Regions from separate parts of the Homo sapiens genome. Here region 1 is linked to region 2. Evidence: chromatin loops called from intact Hi-C (ENCODE). Cell type or tissue: Panc1. All regions are shown on one strand.

What was found. Hi-C counts contacts between places; a loop is a spot of excess contacts. Peaks named below come from ENCODE experiments on the same cell type or tissue, not always from the same donor. Only the 100,000 strongest peaks of a DNase experiment are listed, where the experiment ranks them.
Region 1: a loop joins it to region 2, with 12 times the contacts of the local background. A loop is called at or near these places in 3 of 110 quality-filtered maps.

Annotation. Positions count from the first base shown.
Region 1 is chrX:65,352,776-65,360,775 of GRCh38, forward strand. All of the region lies in intron 2 of ZC3H12B (zinc finger CCCH-type containing 12B), which reads left to right. It also overlaps the pseudogene PRXL2CP1. Among named protein-coding and RNA genes, the nearest start is that of LAS1L, 180 kb to the right of the region's middle. In Panc1, no CTCF peak of the experiment used is centred here; no DNase peak of the experiment used is centred here.
Region 2 is chrX:64,890,077-64,898,076 of GRCh38, forward strand. No RefSeq gene overlaps it. Among named protein-coding and RNA genes, the nearest start is that of ZC4H2, 82 kb to the right of the region's middle. In Panc1, CTCF peaks have their summits at 4,787 (motif pointing right) and 5,016; a DNase peak (open chromatin) is centred at 4,735.

The DNA.
Region 1 (8,000 bases), 460 kb after region 2:
TATTCTCACAGTATTTGAAACTTTTTCACCATCATTGTATCTGTTATGGTGATCTGCGATAAGAGATCTTTGTTTTTATTTTTGTTTTCTGGGATAGGGTCTCGCTCTGTTACACAGGCTGGAATGCAGCGGCATGATCATGGCTCACTGCAGCCTTGACCTCCTAGGCTCAAGTGATCCTCCCACCTCAGCCTGCCAAGTAGCTGGGACTACAGGTGCGCGCCTCCACGCCCAGCTAATTTGTGTGTGTGTGTGTGTGTGTGTGCGTATGGGATTTCACCATGTTGCCCAGGCTGGTCTCAAATTCTTGAGCTCAAGCTATCTGCCCCCCCGGCCTCCTTCTTAGTGCTCAGATTACAGACATGATCCACTGTGTGTGGGCGATAAGTGATCTTTGATATTACAATTGCTATTGTTTTGGGATGCCATGGACTGCACCCATATACGACAGGGTACTTAATAAATGTGTGTGTTCTGAAACACACAACAAAAACAAAAACAGAGATCACTTCCTCTACTAACCAACTGTTCCCTCATATCTCCCCCTCTTTTTGGGCATCCCTATTCTCTGTGGCAAAACAGTGTTGATATTAGCTCAATTAATAATCCTACAATTAGTGTTCAAGTGAAAGGAAGAGTCAGTCGCACGTCTCTAACCTTAGAACAAACACTAGACATCATTAAACTTAATGAGGAAGGCATGTTGACAACCAAGATAGCAAGGCTCTTGCACCAAACATTCAGCCAAGTTGTGAATGCAAAGGAAAGATTTGAATATAATTAAAACTGCTAGTTTTTCTTCATACCCCAGTGACGCCTGGAATGCCAGTGAGACAGAACTGTTCACTCCCCTGGAAAGGGGTCTGAAGCCAGGGAGTCAAGTGGTCTAGATCAGCGGATCCCATCACCATGGAGCCAAGCAAGCTAAGATCCACTGGCTTGAAATTCTCACTGCCAGCACAGCAGTCTGAAGTCGACCTGGGACACTCGAGCTTGGTGTGGGGAGGGGTGTCCACCATTACTGAGGCTTGAGTAGGCAGTTTTCCCCTCACAGTGTAAACAAAGTCACCGGGAAGTTCAAACTGGGCAGAGCCCACCACAGTTTGGCAAAGCCACTGTAGCCAGACTGCCTCTCTAGATTCCTCCTCTCTGGGCAGGGCATCTCAGGAAGAATGGCAGCAGCCCCAGTCAGGGGCTTATAGATAAAACTCCCATCTCCCTGGGACAGAGCACCTAGGGGAAGGGGCGGTTGTGGGCGCAGCTTCAACAAACTTAAACGTTCCTACCTGTCGGCTTTGAAGGGAGAGCACCAGATCTCCCAGCACAGCGCTCGAGCTCTGCTAAGGGACAGGCTGTCTCCTCAAGTGGGTCCCTAACTCCTGTGTATCCTGATGAGGAGACACCTCCCAGCAGGGGTCGACAGACATCTTGTACAGGAGAGCTGGCATCTGGCCGGTGCCCCTTTAGTACAAAGCTTCCAAAGGAAGAAACAGGCAGCAATCTTTGCTGTTCTGCAACATCTGCTGGTGATACCCAGGCAAACAGTCTGGAGTGGACCTCCAGCAAACTCCAGCAGACCTGCAGCAGAGGGGCCTGACTTTTAGAAGGAAAACTAACAAACAGAAAGTAATAGCATCAACATCAACAAAAAGGACGTCCACACAGAAACACCATCCGAAGTTCACCAACATCAAAGACCAAAGGTAGATAAATCCATGAAAATGAGGAAAAACCAGCGCAAAAAGTCTGAAAATTCCAAAAAGCAGAATGCCTCTTCTCCCCCAAAGGATCACAACTCCTCACCAGCAAGGGAACAAAACTGGACGGAGAATGAGTTTGATGAATTGACAGAATTAGGCTTCAGAAGATGGGTAATAACAAACTCCTCTGAGCTAAAGGAGCCTGTTCTAACCCAATTCAAGGAAGCTAAGAACCTTGAAAAAAGGTTAGAGGTATTGCTAACTAGAATAACCAGTTTAGAGAAGAAAATAAATGACCTGATGGAGCTGAAAAACACAGCACAAGAATTTCATAAAGCATTCACATATATAAACAGCCAAATTGATAAAGTGGAAGAAAGGATATCAGAGATTGAAGACCAACTTAATGAAATAAAGCTTGAAGACAAGATTAGAGAAAAAAAATGAGAAGGAATGAACAAAGCCTCCAAGAAATATGGGACTATGGGAAACGACCAAACCTACATTTGATTTTTGTACCTGAAAGTGATGGGGAGAATGGAACCAAGTTGGAAAACACTCTTCAGGATGTTATTCAGGAGAACTTCCCCAACCTAGCAAGACAGGCCAACATTCAAATTCAGGAAATACAGAGGACACCACAAAGATAATCCTTGAGAAGAGCAACCCCAAGACACATGATCGTCAGATTCACCAAGGTTGAAATGAAGAAAAAAATGTTAAGGGCAGCCAGAGACAAAGGTTGGGTTACCTACAAAGGGAAGCCCATCAGACTAATAGTGGATCTCGCTGCAGAAACCCTACAAGCCAGAAGAGAGTGGGGGTCAATATTCAACATTCTTTTTCTAAAATAATTTAAATGAGAAATTTCATTTTTATTGAATAAAAACCTGGTTATACAAACAGGAAAGTATATTTAAATATTTTAATACATTAATTTTTTGTAACTTCATATGCTTCATATAAAAGCATTGAGTTCAAAGCAGTATTATACTTGCTAATAATTACCAAAATTCTGATTTTGCTACACTTTTTTCATCAGGAATTCTGGGACACTTCCCAACTAAACAGATTAAGATTCTAGAAAAATAAAAATGACAACAGTCTTCCAAATAAGAGCAATTTGGGGGTGAGAAATACCAGTTCTCTAGGAATGCACACTAAACCATAGTGTACATTTAAGTCATAAAGTTTTTAAAAATTTAAACAATTTTTGGTCAGGCATGGTGGAACATGCCTGTAATTCTAGCACTTTGGGAGGCTGAGGTCAGGAGCTCAAGACCAGCCTGGCCAACATGGTGAAACCCTGTCTCTACTAAAAATACAAAAAGTAGCCAGATGTAGTGGTAGGTGCCTGTAATCCCAGCTACTTGGGAGACTGAGACAGGAGAATCACTTGAACCCAGGAGGCAGAAGTTGCAGTGAGCTGAGATAGCACCATTGCACTCCACCCTGGGTGACAGAGCAAGATTCTGTCTCAAAAACAAATAAAGAAATAAAATAAAATTCTTATAGTCCCCTTTCAAAAAGCACACTAACCGTATTTTAAATACATATCTTAAATATCTAAAACAAATTTTTTCTCCATAGCTCCCCTAATTCCCAAAAATCCTAGTGAAATGGATAGCAAGTGTGTAGTGAGAAGGTGCTGTGGACACTGGTTATATGTGAGATGTTCAGATTGCCACACTTCCTCTGAGTAAAGCAATTAGGGTGGAAACATGGACTGCAACCTATATAATTTGCACTTTTGAAGGTTGTTTTGTGGGCATAAAATTGTCAGATAATGTTTAAAGAGCTTTTCCTGGCCCCACAATATTAATCATGCTCATTATAGAACAGTTGGGAAATGCAGAAAAGACATGTTAACACAGAGACACCTACTGGCAACATTTTGGTGTTTATTTCCTGTCTTTTTCCTAAGCACACAAAAATGTAAATATATACATATAAAAATGCAGTTATATTGTTGACAGAATTTAATATTTTGCTTTCTTCACTGAATACAATGGTCTTGTGTTGCTCTCCCTTCCCTTTATATATTCTTCATCAGAATTTGTATTAATTGCCAAAAAAATTCCTTCATTGACTGTATATACCATAATGTAAAATAATTTAAATGGTATTTATGATTTTATAATTTTTAAAGTTATATTTTGTATATTCATATATGTTATTTTGTATAAAATTTTAAAAGCTATAAAATGAAAGTAATGAAAGTATATATCACATTTTTGACAACTGATGCTTCTCAGCATGCAGCTCAACTGGTTCAAGGCCTCTTTATGCTTCCCTAAATCCTCAAAGGCTGGGAAGAGACAGCAGGTTAGACACTACACAGGGATATTACACCCCAGCATTGAAGGTCACATTCCAGGAGGTCCAGTCGAAAGTGAGATACCATGTTAACTCACACATGGATAATTGAAGATCTGTTTGTAAAGTTCACATGCTAAACTCCCACAGGCTGTAAAACAGAGTTGATAGGTTTGTGATCCAACATATTCCTCTCATGGTGTATAAAATGGATGTTGTTACCTGGACCTAAAATGAAAGTTCCACCTTGCTGAGCTGGGTCTCCTTGAAAATCAAAGAGAGGGCCAGTCACTGCCCACCACAAGCTCCAAAGGCTTCCTGAGAGTATATTTGACTTCACATGGGGGCTCTGTCCTGAGGAGGCCATTTCTTCACCTCTTTTCATTCCCAATCTTTTATAAATTTCCCTCTCAGGGTGAAATAGATTTCATGAGAATATCCAGGCAGTTTGCAAAAAGACTCAATAGGATGGTAGGATGACTGTTCAATCACTATAAGAGTGACATTTGCTTCTTGTAGGAAACTCTTCGGGATTTTGGGCAGATCCTCTACATATTCCTTGCAAATGTAAAACAGGAAATGTTGCACAAACACTACCATAGTGTGGCGCTCCCAGAGGAGAGCTCCAAATGGCACCCACTGCCCATGAGAGTCCAGCACTGGCAGCTCGGCTATGGCAGCTACCAGGGGCTGCCCATGTTCAGGGCCACTCAGGGCCTGGACAGGGACAACACCACCGCTGAACTTCAACATTCTTAAAGAAAATAATTTTCCACTCAGAATTTCATACCCAGCCAAACTAGCTTCATAAGCAAAGGAGAAATAAAATCCTTTACAGACAAGCAAATGCTGAGAGATTTTGTCACCACCAGGCCTGCCTTGCAAGAGCTCCTAAAGGAAGCACTAAATATGGAAAGGAAAAATTGGTACCAGTCACTGCAAAAACACATCAAATTGTAAAGGCCGTAAACACTATGAAGAAACTGCATCAACTAATGTGCAAAATAACCAGCTAGCATCATAATGACAGGGTCAAATTAACACATAACAATATTAACCTTAAGTGTAAATGAGCTAAATGCCCCAATTAAAAGATACAGTCTGGCAAATTGGATAAAAAGTCAAGACCCATTGGTGTGCAGTATTCAGGAGACCCATCTCATGTGCAAAGACACACATAGGCTCAAAATAAAGGAATGGATGAATATTAACAAAGCAAATGGAAAGTAAAAAAAAAAAAACAGCCCTTGCAATCCTAGTCTCTGATAAAGCAGATATTAAACCAACAAAGATCAAAAAAGACAAAGAAGGGCATTACATAATGGTAAAGGGATCAATGCAGTAAAAAGAGCTAACCATCCTAAATATATATGCACCCAATACAAGAGTACCCAGATTCATGAAGCAAGTTCTTAAGATCTACAAAAAGACTTAGACTCCCACACAATAATAGTGGGAGACTTTAACACTGCACTGTCAATATGAGACAGAAACTCAACAATGATATTCAGGACTTAAACTCGGCTCTGGACCAAGCAGACCTAATAGATATCTACAGAACTCTCCACCCAAAGTCAACAGAATATACATTCTTCTCAGCACCATATCGCACTTATTCTATAATTGACAACATAATTGGAAGTAAAACGCTCCTCAGCAAATGCAAAAGAACGGAAATCATAAAAAACAGTCTCTCGGACCACAGTGCAATCAAATCAGAACTCAGGATTAAGAAACTCACTCAAAACCGCACAACTACATGGAAACTGAACAACCTGCTCCTGAATGACAACTGGGTAAATAACGAAATTAAGGCAGAAATAAAGATGTTCTTTGAAACCAACGAGAACAAGGAAAAAACGTACCAGAATCTCTGGGGCACATTTAAAGCAGTGTGTAGAGGGAAACTTATAGCACTAAATGCCCACAAGAGAAAGCAGGAAATATCTAAAATCGACACCCTAACATCACAATTAAAAGAACTAGAAAAGCATGAGCAAACAAATTCAAAAGCTAGCAGAAGGCAAGCTTTTCAACAGATTTTCAATGTAGACGAAACAGCCCTGTACTGAAAGAAGCTGCCACCTAGGACTTATATACCTAGACAGGAGAAGTCATTTCCTGGCTTTAAAACTTCAAAGGACAGGCTGACTTCTTTGTTAGGAGATAATGCAGCTGGTGACTTTAATTTGAAGCCAGTGCTCATTTTCCATTTTGAAAATTTTAGTGCCCTTAAGAGTTATGCTAAATCTACTCTGCTTATTCTCTATAAATGGAACAACCAAGTCCATATAACAGCATATCTGTTTACAGCACTACAACATGGTTTATTGAACATTTTAGGCCTACTGTTGAGACTGCCTCAGAAAAAAAAAAATCCTTTCAAGATATTACTTCTATTGAAAATGCATCTAGTCACGCAAGAGCTCTGATGGAGATGTATAAGAAGATTGATGCTGCTTTCTTTCCTGCTATATGGCATTCATCCTGCAGCCTAGAGATCAAGGAGTAATATTGATTTTCAAGTCCTATTATTTAAGAAATACATTTCATAAGGCTATGGTTGCTAGAGATAATGATTCATCTGATGAACCTGGGAAAAAGTAAATTAAAAACCTTCTGGAAGTGATTCACCATTCTCGCCATTAAGAACTTGTGCACTTCATGGGAGGAGGACAAAATATCAACATTAACAGGAGTTTGGAATAAGTTGATTCCAACCCCATGGATGACTTTGAGGGGATCAAGACTTCACTGGAAAAAATAACTGCAGATTTGGTGGAAATAGCAAGAAAACTAGAATTAGAAGCTGAGCCAGAAGATGTAACAGAATTGCTGCAGTCTCATGATAAAACTTTTTAATAAATGAGGAATTGCTTTTTATGTATGAGCAAAGAAAGCAGTTTCTTGGAATGAAATCTACTCCTGGTGGAGATGCTGTGAGCATTGTTGAAATTACAACAAACGATTTAGAATATTACATAAACTTATTTGATAAAGTGGCGGTGGGGTTTGAGAACATAGACTTTAATTTTGAAAGAAGTACTGCTGTGGATAAAATGTTATCAACCAGAATCACATGCTGTAGAGAAATGGTATAAAAGAAAGAGCCAATGAATTTTGCAAACTTTATTGTTTTCTAAATTTAAGAAATTGCCACAGCTACCTCATTCTTCAGGCGCCACCACCCTGATCATTCAGCAGCCATAAACATCAAGGCAAGACCCTCCATCAGTAAAAAGATTACAACTCACTGAAGGTTCAGATGATTGTTAGCATTTTCAGGCAAGCAATAAAATATTTTCAAAAAAGTGTGCATTTTTTAGACATAATGCTATTGCACACTTCATACACTACAATAGAGTGTAAACATAACTTTTAAATGAAATAGAAAACTAAAAAATCATGTGAGTCACTTTATTGTGATATTTACGTTGTTACAATATTTGCTTTCTTGTAGTGGTCTGGAACTGAATATGCAATATTTTCAAGGTATTCTTGTACTTTAACTGGATGAATTGTATGTTATATGAATTAAACTTCAATAAACCTGTTTTGTGAAAATTCAACAATAAGAAAACAATTTTAAAAACACAAAATATTTGAATAGACACTTCACCATAAAAGAGATAGCAATAGCAAATAAATGCAGGAAAAGAAGCTCAGTATCATTAGCTATTGGGGGAATGCAAATTAAAACCACAATGAGATACTACCACTTACCTATTACAATGGCTTAAAAATGGACCATATAAAACAATAGCAAGGATATAGAGCAATTAGAACTCCTACAAACGCTGCAGATGGAAATATAAATTGATACAACTACTTTGGAAAACAGTTTGGCAGCTTCTTAAGTTAATCATACAACTACCATATGGATCAGTCATTTCATTCTTAGATATTTAATCAAGGCAAATAAAAGAATATATCTACACAAAGGCTTGTATACAAATAATGATAGCAACTTAATTTGTAAAACTG
Region 2 (8,000 bases):
GGCTGTAAACTAGTTCAACCATTGTGGAAGTCAGTGTGGCGATTCCTCAGGGATCTTGAACTAGAAATACCATTTGACTCAGCCATCCCATTACTGGGTATATACCCAAAAGATTATAAATCATGCTGTTATAAAGACACATGCACACATATGTTTATTGTGGCACTATTCAGAATAGCAAAGACTTGGAACCAACCCAAATGTCCAACAATGATAGACTGGATTAAGAAAATGTGGCACATATATACTGTGGAATACTATGCAGCCATAAAAAGTGATGAGTTCATGTCCTTTGTAGGGACATGGATGAAGCTGGAAATCATCATTCTCAGCAAACTATCGCAAGGACAAAAAACCAAACACCGCATGTTCTCACTCATAGGTGGGAATTGAACAATGAGAACACATGGACACAGGAAGGGGAACATCACACACCGGGGCCTGTTGTGGGGTGGGGGGAGTGGGGAGGGATAGCATTAGGAGATATACCTAATGCTAAATGACGAGTTAATGGGTGCAGCACACCAACATGGCACATGTATACATATGTAACTAACCTGCACGTTGTGCACATGTACCCTAAAACTTAAAGTATAAAAAAATATTATTATTGGAGACAATCTGCTTTGGAGGTTGCCAAGGTGAGCTAGGCAGCAGAGTCACCTGAAGAGTTTTAAAAATTCAGATTCCTGGGCTTCACCTTGGAGCTATTGAGTCAGGATCTCCTGGAGGCAGAGCCTGAGCATCTATATATTTTTAAAAATCCAGATTAATTTTTAATAAACATTTTCAAGCATAAACACAAGTGGAAAAATAGTATGAAATTTTTTTATCTTCCCGTTACCCAGTTTCAACATTTATCTGCACATGGCCACTGCATTCCCCCTTCACTAATTCATCTTTTCATTAGTTTATTTTATAGCAAATCCCAAACATCATCTCATTTCATCCCCAAATATTTCAGTACATATTTGTAAAAGACAAGGATTCTTTTTTCCCCAACATTACCACAATATTATCACAGATTAAGAAGTTAACAGTAATTTCTTAATATCATCAAATATCCACTTAGTATTCAAATTTCTCTGATTTTCTTATATTTACAGTTGGTTTGTTTGAATTGGGATCCAATCCAAAATCCAGAGATAACATTTAGTTGATTTGTATGTTAACTCTCTTTTAACCTGTAAATTACTAGTGGTGGGCAGAGTAATTACCCTCTCTGCAAAGATTCCCACATTCTAATCTCTGAAAGCTTTGAATATGTCAGGTTACATGACAAAGAGAAATTAAGGTTGTAGACAGAATTAAGTTTCCTAATCAGCTGGTATTAAGGAGATTACCCTGGGTTATCTGAGTAGGCACAATGTCATCAAAAGACTTCTGAAAAGTGGAAAAAGGAAGCAGAAAAGAATGACATCCTGGAATGGTTACCCCAACACTGTCTCCTGCACCCTCTGGTTCAGAGTCCAGGATCATAGCTCTTATGAGAAAAGACACACACACACGGGCGTGCACACATACACACACACCCGTGTGCACACATACACACACACCCATATACACACATATAACTAATATAAATAGAGTTCATTATAGTTTACAAAAGCACTTTACCATCCACTAAGCCATTCAAGCCTCCCTGAAACCCTGGGAAGTGTGATAAATAAAGACTATTATCCTCATTTTACATACGAGCAACAGAGAGGCTCAAAGAGATAAATTCGCTTAACCCAAGTCACAAGGATGTCAGATCTGTCTGACCCCAGACATTTTGCGGTTTGATTTTCCACTCATGTATTTCCTATGCCCCTCATGTGCCCACATACAGGCCCAAGCCCACCCAAGTTCCTGAGCCAATCCCCAATCAGGGCAGTAACTCAGTCAGCAGCTTTTGCCCACCAAGAAATCAGACTTGAAATTAGTATGTATTGCCAATCAGAGTGCTGCCCAGGGCACTATGGAATAACAGCCACCATTTATTGAATGCCTGCCAAACATTTTTTCTAAGAACTTAGATGGATTTCTTACAACACTACCTTTTATAGCTTACAGAAGGAAATGAGGTTTAAAAGATTATTGACTTGCCCATTGTCACACAACCAATATGTGGAAGATCCAAGTTTCAAACTCAGATCAGCATAAATGCAAACTGTTCTTCACCTATACCTCCTATGCTGCCTTACCACATGTGATTCTAAGCACCACATGGCCTCAAAGTGACAACCCTCAGTCCTCTTCACTGAGGGAGCAGGAGAAAAGGTAACTAGCAGCTAACCGGGAAATGCTAGAGGTCCAAATGGGTTTGGGGACCATGAATGCTAAATGGGGCCAGGTAACATGGGGCTGGAAAGTGATTCCAGCAGCATTGACTGTCCAGGACAACAGCAGCAGTGATCTTTGACTTGGATTTCTCTGGGCAGCATAGAGGAAGGATGGGGACAAGGAGAACTGTTGGTATTGCCAAGTGAAATGTTGAAGCAATGGACCGGGGGTCCAAGCTGTGGAAAAATGTCAGGATGGAATGGATGGACCAGGAGAGGGTCCCAGGCCTGAGGCCTCTGTGAGGTCCAGGAGAAGGTGAGAAGGAGGGACTGTGGGAGAAAAGAGTAAGACTAGAAAATGTGACAGGGTTCTGTTGGGCAGAGAGGAGACATGAAATCATAAAATTTCAGTGGTAGAGCCCTTTTGGGTGTGGACAGATCTGGGTATTAGGGGTTGAAATGGAACAGAGATGAAGGTTTAACAGGCTTTTATTTGGAACGGAAGGAACCAATGCCTTCTCTTAAGAGATGGGTTTTGGCCAGTGAAGACCGTCCTGTCCCTGGGAGTGATTCAGTATCAGGCTTCTTAGATGGCATATGGTGCTGAATCTCTCCCAAAACAGGGTTGACCTGTCCTATAGTGCTGAACTCCTTTATGCCAAACTCTCTACCACAGTTAATTGGCATTTGAGTCCCTTACATGGCATGGAATGCAGCAACAATGGCCAGAGGCTTTGTTTGATCATGTTGTGGACAGGGCCATTTCTGGATGCCCCCAGAAAAGTGAGGAGCCAGTAGGTAGACATCTGTCTTTTTAGATGAATCAGGACATAAGTAGCGTCAAAAACTCGGAATAACATGGAATTCAGGAGGAGACCTCAGTTCTAGCCCTGCCTCGGTAATAGACTGATTTGTTACTTTGTGCTAGTTTCTTCTCCTGTCTGGAGATATATATATCATATATATATGATATATATATCATATATATGATATATATATCATATATATCATATATATCATATATATATCATATATATCATATATATCTCATATATATGATATATATATCATATATAGCATATATATCATATATATATCATATATATATCATATATATATCATATATATCATATATATCATATATATCATATATATCATATATAGCATATATATATCATATATATCATATATAGCATATATATATCATATATATGATATATATATCATATATAGTATATATATCATATATATGATATATATATCATATATAGCATATATATAGCATATATATAATATTTAATATATATAATAAGATATATATATGATATATATATATTCGAAATGGAGTCTCACTCTGTCACCCAGGCTGGAGTGCAGTGGTGCCATCTCGGCTCACTGCAACCTCCACCTCCCGGGTTGAAGTGATTCTTCTGCCTCAGCCTCCAGGGTAACTGGGACTACAGGCGTGCACCACCACGCCCAGCTAATTTTTGTATTTTTTTTTTAGTAGAGACAGGGTTTCACCATGTTGGCCAGGCTAGTTTTGAACTCCTAACCTCAGGTGATCCAGTCGCCTTGACCTCCCAAAGTGCTAGGATTACAGACGTGAGCCACCGTGCCTGGCCAAGCCATATTTTTAAAGTGAGTTGACACCCTACCAGAGTAGCATAGGCAGAAGGAAGGAAGACTTTTTTTTTTTTTGAGACAGATTCTTGCTGTGTTGCCTAGGCTAGAGTGCAGTGGCGTGATCTCGGCTCACTGCAAGCTCTGCCTCCCGGGTTCACGCCATTCTCCTGCCTCAGCCTCCCCAGTAGCTGGGACTACAGGCGCCCGCCACCACGCCCGGCTAATTTTTTGGGTTTTTTTTGTTTTGTTTTGTTTTTTGAGACGGAGTCTTGCTCTGTCGCCCATGCTGGAGTGCAGTGGCGCGATCTCGGCTCACTGCAAGCTCCACCTCCCGGGTTCACGCCATTCTCCTGCCTCAGCCTCCCGAGTAGCTGGGACTACAGGCGCCTGCCACCACGCCGGGCTAATTTTTTGTATTTTTAGTAGAGACGGGGTTTCACCGTGTTAGCCAGGATGGTCTCGATCTCCTGACCTCGTGATCCTCCCGCCTCGCCCTCTCACAGTGCTGGGATTACAGGCGTGAGCCACCGCGCTCTGCCGACATTTCTATCTTGGAAACGCATAGCAGCCATTTGTTTTTTTCGGGGAACTCCTGGGCTGGTTCTTCATTTTGCCCAGGTGTTACTAAATATCAACTGCTATTTCTTCCACCTTCTGAATGGAACCGAGATGCCTCCTGGTGGGCAGTGTAGTTACACGTACATGGTCAGGGTGCTGAAGAATGCCTGGAGTCAGAGTTGGGAGTAGGACCCAGAAACCAAGGATGGTGTTTCAGTGGCCTTAGAGATGGTGCGCTATGGAATTGAAGGCAGGACAAAGACCAGGACTACTGTGAGTTGGGGAAGAGAAAAAAGCAGGCATAACTGCTACTGCCCTGTGGGAGAGGTTCTGTAACAGGTGCACTCTATCACCAGCAGGAGGCAGCATCTGCCCAGATGGCAGAATGAGTGTGTCAGGGCCAGACCTCCAACTGTCCACAGCCCCTGAGCATGGATTAGAAATAATAGTTGACAGCTGTTCTTAACAGAAAAATAATAGACTCACAGCACAGCTGGGCACACAGGTGCAGTAAGGTGACCAAGCATCCCAGTTTGCCCAGGACTGAGGGGTTTCCCAAGATGTAGGACTTTACATTTTAAAACCAGGACAGTCCTGGGAAAACTGGGACAATTGGTCACCCTAAGTGGGAGTGCAGAGAGGCACTTTCTATGCCTCTCTCCATTACTCACATGCTCTCCCTGGTGCTCTTCAAATTCCTTGGAAGTAAGTGAGCGCTATGCTGATTATATGAAGTCAAATTATAAAGTGTATTGAACGCTGGAAAGTAAACCAAGGTTTTGGGGCAACGAAGTAACATTGCCAGATAGATATTATCTTTCCCCGATATTTCATCTTGAAGGTACTATGAAATATTATTAAATTACAATGAAATACAGAAAATTTTATAGTTAGCAGCCATATATTCCCACCTAGATCCTACAATTAGCATTTTGCTGGACTTATTTTTACCACATATCTATCCTTCTATTCATCCATCAATCCACCTAAATTTTGATGCATTTCAAAATAGTTGCACACATCATCAGTTCACTCCATCTTTAAATATGCTTATTAGTAAAATTGATATGTATATTAATGTATAGCATTAATATTGCTTACAGATTTTTTCTTTTGAGGTAAAATTTACATACAATTAAATATACAGAACTTAAGTGTATCTCTAAAAGAGCGATACACTTATGTAATCCTAACTCTATGAATATATAGAACTACCACTGTGCCGGAAAGAGTTAACTTAGTCGTCTCGACTGTTATCCTTCAAAAGAACTGTTCACAAGGTAGGCACTTGGCTGGCATCTGGGAAGTTGAATTTTAGGACAGTTCCCACCATTCTATGGTAAGGATGGCTCATTGTTTCTAACTCCATGCAAATAATATGGTTTATGCTTCACATCGGCTTTCCTTTGGGGAGTGTGGAATTTTGACACATGCTAGGCAGAGCCCTCAATTAAAAAAAAATCAGCACACTGAGTCTCCAGTGACCTTCCTGGTAGACAATATTTTACAGTGTTGTCACAGCTAATTGCTGGTGGAATTAAGTGCATCCTGTGTGATTCCACTAAGAAATGACTCTTGGAAGCCTATACCTGGTTTCCTCTGACTTTACCCCATCTCCCTTTTATTTGGCTGCTCTTGCTTTGTATCCTTTAACTGTAATAAATCATGAACATGGACTGGAATAAATCATGATGCTGAAACCTGTGAGTCCTCCTATAAAATCTTCTAACATGGAAGTGGTCTTGAGAACTTCCATCAAAACCACCATCCCAGAAACTTTCCTCATTCCCCTTCTGTAATAATCCTAACCCTCCATCCTTCAGAAACATTGTTCAATTTCTTTCCCTATAAATTCATTTTGCCTCTTCTAGAACTTCTTATAAATGGACTCATACAGGATTTACCCTTGTGTCTGACTTCTTTCAGTCAGCATAATGTTTTTTTTAAGATCCATGTGTTGTCCAATATATCAAGAATTTGCTTCTTTTCTTGCTAAATAGTACTCTATTATATAAATGTGTCATAGTTTGTTTATCTATTTTTTTAATTTCAATAGTTTTTGGGGAACACGATTTTGACTTTTGGTTACATGGATAAGTTCTTTAATGGTGATTTCTGAGATTTTGGTACACCCATCACCTGAGCAGTGTACACTGTACTCAGTGTGTAGTCTTTTATCCCTCACCCCAGTCCTGCCCTTCCACTCGAGTCCCCAAAGTCCATTATATCATTCTTATGCCTTTGCATCCTCATAAGTTAACTCCCACTTATAAGTGAAAACGTAAGATATTTGGTTTTCCATTCCTGAGTTACGTTACTTGGAATAATGGTCTCCAACTGCATCCAGGTTGCTGTGAATGCCATTATTTCATTCCTTCTTATGGCTGAGCAGCAGGCAAAAGAGAGAGTGTGCAGGGGAACACCCCTTTATGAAACCATTAGGTCTTGTTAGACTTACTATCACAAGAACAGCACGGAAAAGACCTACCCCCATGATTCAATTACCTACCACCGGGTCCCCCCAAAACATGTGGGAATTATGGGAGATACAATTCAAAATGAGATTTGGGTGGGGACACAGCCAAACTGTATCATTCTGTCCCCGACTTCAAATCTCACGCTCTCACATTTCAAAACCAATCATGCCTTCCCAACAGTCCCCCAAAGTCTTAACTCATTTCAGCATTAACTCAAACATGCATAGTCTAAAGTCTTATCTGAGACAAGGCAGGTGCCTTCTGCCTATGAGCCTGTAAAATCAAAAGCAAGTTAGTTACTTCCCAGATACAATGGAGACATTGAGTAAATACGCTCATTTCAAATGGGAGAAATTGGCCAAAATGAAGGGGCTACAGACCTCATGCAACTCTGAAATTCAGTGGGGTAGTCAAATCTTAAAGCTCCAAAATGACCTTTGAATCCAGGGCATCCAGGGCATGCTGATGCAAGAGGTGGGCTCCCATGGTCTTGTGCGTCTACACCCCTGTGGCATTGCAGAGTACAACCCCCCATCCTGGCTGCTTTTACGAGCTGGCGTTGCGTGTCTGTGACTTTTCCAGGCACACGGTGCAGGCTGTCGGTGAATCTACCACTCTGGGGTCTGAAGGACAGTGGCCCTCTTCTCACAGCTCCACTTGGTACTGCCCCAGAGGGGACCCTGTGTGGGGGCTCCCACCTCACATTTCCTTTCTGCACTGCCCTAGCAGAGGTTCTCCATGAGGGCCATGCCACTGCATCACACCTCTGCCTAGACATCCAGGCATTTCCACACATCCTCTGACATCTAGGCATAGGTTCCCAAACCTCAATTTTTGACTTTTGTGCACCTGCAGGTCCAACACCACATGTAAGCTGCCAAGGCTTGAGGCTTGCACCCTCTGAGCAATAGCCTGAGCTCTACATTTGTCCCTATTAGCCACAACTAGGACACAGAGCACCGCATCCTGAGACTACATGAAGGAGCAAGGCCCTGGTCCTGGCTCAGTAAACCATTTTTTCCTCTTAGGTCTCCAGGCCTTTGATGGGAGGGGTTGCTTTGAAGGTCTCTGACGT